Regions from separate parts of the Homo sapiens genome. Here region 2 is linked to region 1. Evidence: chromatin loops called from intact Hi-C (ENCODE). Cell type or tissue: OCI-LY7. All regions are shown on one strand. Links, peaks and the distances in the headings refer to the core of each region. The heading gives the core; the rest is flanking DNA.

Evidence for each region. Hi-C counts contacts between places; a loop is a spot of excess contacts. Peaks named below come from ENCODE experiments on the same cell type or tissue, not always from the same donor. Only the 100,000 strongest peaks of a DNase experiment are listed, where the experiment ranks them.
Region 2: a loop joins it to region 1, with 9 times the contacts of the local background. A loop is called at or near these places in 1 of 110 quality-filtered maps.

The regions. Positions count from the first base shown.
Region 1 is chr21:18,464,880-18,467,804 of GRCh38, forward strand. It overlaps a transcript of TMPRSS15 not described here. Among named protein-coding and RNA genes, the nearest start is that of TMPRSS15, 63 kb to the left of the region's middle. In OCI-LY7, for the core only: no CTCF peak of the experiment used is centred there; no DNase peak of the experiment used is centred there.
Region 2 is chr21:18,380,919-18,383,843 of GRCh38, forward strand. TMPRSS15 (transmembrane serine protease 15) reads right to left here. Exons shown (of 25, transcript NM_002772.3): 4 at 2,709-2,860. Among named protein-coding and RNA genes, the nearest start is that of TMPRSS15, 21 kb to the right of the region's middle. In OCI-LY7, for the core only: no CTCF peak of the experiment used is centred there; a DNase peak (open chromatin) is centred at 1,443; H3K4me3 peaks cover 1,131 bases; H3K27ac peaks cover 2,008 bases.

The sequences.
Region 1 (2,925 bases), core at 269-2,768:
AAAAGAGGCACTCCTCCCTAACTCATTTCTTGAGGCCAGCATCATCCTTTTACCAAAACCTGGCAGAGACACAAGAAAAGAAGAAAATTTTAGGCCAATATCCCTGATGAACATCGATGTGAAAATCCTCAATAAAATACAGGCAAAACGAATACAGCAGCACATCAAAAAGCTTATCCACCATGATCAATTCGGCTTCATCCCTGGGATGCAAGGCTGGTTCAACATACACAAATCAATAAATGTAATCCATCACATAAACAGAACCAATGACAAAAACCACATGATTATCTCAATAGATGCAGAAAAGGCCTTGAATAAAATTCAACACCCCTTCATGCAAAAAACTCTCAATAAACTAGATACTGATGGAACGTATCTCAAAATAATAAGAGCTATTTATGACAAACCCACAGCCAATATCATACAGAGTGGGAAAAAGCTGGAAGTATTCCCTTTGAAAACCGGCACAAGACAGGGATGCCCTCTCTCACCACTCCTATTCAACACAGTGTTAGAAGTTCTTGCCAGGGAAATCAGGCAAGAGAAAGGAATAAAGGGTATTCAAATAGGAAGAGAGGAAGTCAAATTGTCTCTGTTTGCAGATGAAATCATTGTGTATTTAGAAAACCCCATTGTCTCGGCCTAAAATCTCCTTAAGCTGATAAGCAACTTCAGCAAAGTCTCAGGATACAAAATCTATGTGCAAAAATCACAGGCATTCCTATAAACAAATAACAGACAAACAGAGAGCCAAATCATGAGTGAACTCCCATTCACAATTGTTACAAAGAAAATAAAGTACCTAGGAATACAACTTAAAAGGGATGTGAAGAACGTCTTCAAGGAGAACTACAAACCACTGCTTAAGGAAATAAGAGAGGACACAAACAAATGGAAAAGCCTTCTATGCTCATGGATAGGAAGAATCAATATGGTGAAAATGGCCATACTGCCCAAAGTAATTTATACATGCAATGCTATTCCCATCAAGACACCCTTCACTTTCTTCACAGAATTAGAAAAAACTATTTTAAATTTCATATGGAACCAAAAAAGAGCACATATAGCCAAGACAATCCTAAGCGAAAAGAACAAAGCTGGAGGCATCACACTAACTGACTTCAAACTATACTACAAGGCTACAGTAACCAAAATAGCATGGTACTGGTACCAAAACAGATATATAGACCAATGGAACAGGAAATAAGCCTCAGAAATAACGTCACATATCTACAACCATCTGATCTTTGAAAAATCTGACAAAAACAAGCAACGAGGAAAGGATTCCCTATTTAATAAATGGTGTTGGGAAAACTGGCTAGCCATATGCAGAAAAGTGAAACTGGATCCCTTCCTTACACCTTATACAAAAATTAACTCAAGATGGATTAAAGACTTAAATGTAAGACCTAAAGCCAAAAAACCCCTAGAAGAAAACCTAGGCATTACCATTCAGGACATAGGCATGGGCAAACACTTCATGACTAAAACACCAAAAGCAATGGAAACAAAAGCCAAAATGGACAAATGGGATCTAATTAAACTAAACAGCTTCTGCACAGCAAAAAAAAAACTACCGTCAGACTAAACAGGCAACCTACAGAATGGGAGAAAATTTTTGCAATCTATCCATCTAACAAAGGGCTAATATCTAGAATCTACAAGGAACTTTAACAAATATACAAGAAAAAAACAACCCCATCAAAAAGTGGGCAAAGGATATGAACAGACACTTCTCAAAAGAAGACATTTATGTGGCTCACAAACATATGAAAAAAAGCTCAACAACACTGGTCACTAGAGAAATGCAAATCAAAACCACAATGAGATATCATCTCACACCAGTTAGAATGGTGATCATTAAAGTCAGGAAACAACAGATGCTGGAGAGGATGTGGAGAAACAGGAATGCTTGTACACAGTTGGTGAGAGTGTAAATTAGTTCAACCATTGTGGAAGACAGTCTGGAGATTCCTCTAGGATCTAGAACCAGAAATACCATTTGACCCAGCAATCACATTACTGGGTATATACCCAAAGGATTATAAATCATTCTACTATAAAGACACATGCACATGTATGTTTATTGCAGCACTGTTCACAATAGCAAAGACTTGGAACCAACCCAAATGCCCATCAATGATAGACTGGATAAAGAAAATGTGGCACATATACACCATGGAATACTATGCAGCCATAAAAAAGGATGCGTTCATGTCCTTTGCAGGGACATGGATGAAGCTGGAAACCATCATTCTCAGCAAACTAACACAGGAACAGAAAACCAAACACTGCATGTTCTCACTCATAAGTGGGAGCTGAACAATAAGAACACTTGGACATGGAGGGGAACATCACACGCCAGGGCCTGTCGATGGGTAGGAGGCTGGGGGAGGGATAGCATTAGGAGAAATACCTAATGTAGATGATGGGTTGATGGTGCAGCAAACCACCATGGCATGTGTATACCTATGTAACAAACCTGCACGTTCTGCACATGTATCCCAGAATGAAAAGTATAATAATAATAATAATAATAATAAACTAAGTTCCTACTTGCCTATCATGGAGCTATAATTTGAGGACAAGAATGCATTCTTTTGAGTAATAAGTCTTGATAAATCCAATACTGAGAAGAAAATAGCAGATAGAGTGGTTTACCTTTGATTATTTTGTTACAAAATACCTAACATACCAGAGTTTAAAAAATTGTCTGACTTGGAAAAATGTTTTAGGGAAGAGATGAAAAGGGAAGAAATAAAGTAGAATTCCTAAATCTAAAATATACAGATTCAATCAGTGGGGGAAAATTGTGTGTCTGTGTAAAGAGGAAGGTGGGGCCCAATCAGGAGCTAGAACCAGGGACCTAAGACTTTTGTTGTGGGAATGATAATATGATAAAGATATTTTATAATATTGTCC
Region 2 (2,925 bases), core at 281-2,780, 84 kb before region 1:
TACCTAGAACCACTTGTTTTACACTAAAACATATGAAGGTAACAATTGCAAAACAATCTTTCACATAATGAATATTTCCTTGGAACTAAGTGGTATATAAGTAAAAAGTGCTTTGCACATAGAAGACAAAAGCTGGCAATTTTCTTCAAACTTTAACATGTTTGATAGTTTTAAAAGGATAGACTCACCTATGCAAGATATAAAGGAAATCAAAGCATATCTCATGAAAAGTCATGTGGTGAATTTGTTTTTATTCAAGACTATATTGATGATAAGTGGGCTAAGAAGTATATTCGTTTCTACTAACTAGGTGGTTTATTTCAGCATTTCATCATTTTTGAATTGTGTTGGTTCTATAAAACCTATTGAAGTTTTGTAAATGATACATGGTAGAGTGTTGACACTGAAGATAAAATAAAATTTATGTGACTTTTCATAAATAATATGGTTAAATTTTTTATGTTTGACAGTGTATTATACACAACTTCAAGATATCTATGTAATTCTTAACTAAATTTAAAACTATAAATTTGAAAATTCACATGATACAAATGGATATTAAACTGAAATACCTACAATTAACTTGGTACCGTGTTTATAAATGTGTTTTAACACAATTCAACAAGTTAAATGTAACTTCTACTTGTTGAGAATATTCTTGGGCTGATGTTGTAAAACAGTTTATTACATTTGTGATACTAATTCTAAATTAACTCAAAGGATATGGTTTCATTGAATAAACATTTAATTTTAAAAATCACAAACTCTCTTCCCCCAGATGATCCAAATATAGGAAATCGTGAAAAAAAGTTTCAGCATATCTGTCAATTTGCTTGCCAGAACAGACCATCAGAAACCAATGCACATTCAAATAGAGATAGTAAGATGACAACTTTGGGGCCTGTTGGAGGATGGGCGGTGGGAGGAGGCAGAGAATGAGGAGAAATAACTAACAGGTGCTAGGCTTAATAACTGGGTGATAAAATAATCTATACAACAAACTCCCATGACACAAGTTTACCTATATAACAAACCTGTATATGTACCCTGAAAAGTTAAAAAATAAAAAATGAAAATATTCATTTTTCCATGCCAAAAAAGAAAAATGACTATGAAAAAAATCAACTAAAATTGTTCAAAGATAAAAACATTACAAACAAACTAGTATAAAGGTTAAGAGGGCAGACATTAGGATCAGACCACAGAGGTCAGAATGCCTAAGTCTAAATGACTGTGTGAAAAAGGCCATTTACCAAAAGTATCTGTGTTTTGGTCTTCTCCCTGATTGGGGGATAGTAATGACATCACATAAGAGGATTAATGTAGAGAGTAAAAATGTTGATAGATAAACCACCTGTTCTAGCTAATAATAGCCAGTAGTAGTTTTCAGCTCATCTGAATCAAAGATTTAAAATAGACAGTCTCTGCTCAAACAGCTGTGACATGCGTCCAAACCATCAGTAGAGGAAGGACTAAGAATTTATCTTCTTGCTGAACAGCAGCTGCAACATGTTGCAGGAGACTCAATCAAAGAGGAAACTATGCTTGATGAAACAATGCTCTGAAGAGAAGCAACTAGAGATCTACAATCTCATATCTACTATTAGAAAATAAACAAAGAAAACTCCTGGATGTTTTTATGTATTTGATTTAGAGGCAAACATACCGATTGATCTCATTTTGTAGCAAAAATTAGTTGAACTAATTAAATAGTTAGGCTATTTAGAGTTTCTCTTTATTCCCCTCGGTGTAGATATTTATGTATTGGCTAACTTTCTAACATCCAAAAATTTCTGAATTCCAAAATGTATTTGGTCCCAAGGTTTATGGGTAAGGGATTGAATCTGGATGACCTTGGCAAATTACTACTGTTCTCAACAATACTCAATAAGGACACTGTGTTTGTTGAATTGAATTGAATGAAGGATAATTAGAATGGAAAATTTGGAACAATCTAAGCATTTACAATCGTATTTTTTATTATTTTTGATGTTCCATATTTCTTCTTTTTTGGTTTATTCTTATGTTAAAATTATTTATCATTTTAAAAATTAATACTTAATTTTTATAAATAGGTAACTGGAAGGGATCAAACTCATTGACTCTACTTTTTTCTTCTTTTTTTAGCTCCTCAATTAGAAATCGGACCTTGCCACTGGATTTTACAATCTAACAATGTCTAGAGAGAGTTCCTGAAGTCAGGGTGTGCTTGAACGGTGCAAAGAATGCGTAAGACCCACAAACTTCTGTGCATGCCAACACTCTCAGAATCTCCTTGGAATGCATAAGACCCACAAACTTCTGTGCATGCCAACACTCTCAGAATCTCCTTGGAATGCATAAGACCCACAAACTTCTGTGCATGCCAACACTCTCAGAATCTCCTTGGAATGCATAAGACCCACAAACTTCTGTGCATGCCAACACTCTCAGAATCTCCTTGGAATGCATAATACCCACAAACTTCTGTGCATGCCAACACTCTCAGAATCTCCTTGATATTTGGTATTTTATAAACTTTTTCTCATTGATAAGTTTCTTCAAATGCGGTTTCTTCAGATTTCACTTTTCTCATGTAAATGTGTCACCTCAGGCAATAAGACATGTTCCTAAGGTCAAGCATGATTCCACTTCCTCCCTGGTATATTGCTAGAATTTTAATTTCATAGCTTAATGATTCAAAGAAATCAAATAATGTTCACACATACCTAGGATATCAACGCTGTTCAAATCAATATGGAAAGTGACCAGTTGGCTGGATTTATTTGCTTCAAGGCCTTGAATCAGTTCTTCTTTTACATTTTCATCTGACACCCACTGGGCAAAGAAAAGGTCAAATACGACTATAATGCTGCCATTTCTGCAAAGCAAAAGAGGATATAAGAGGAAAAAGTCAGCCATCTTCCACTGATTTGTGTTCAATTC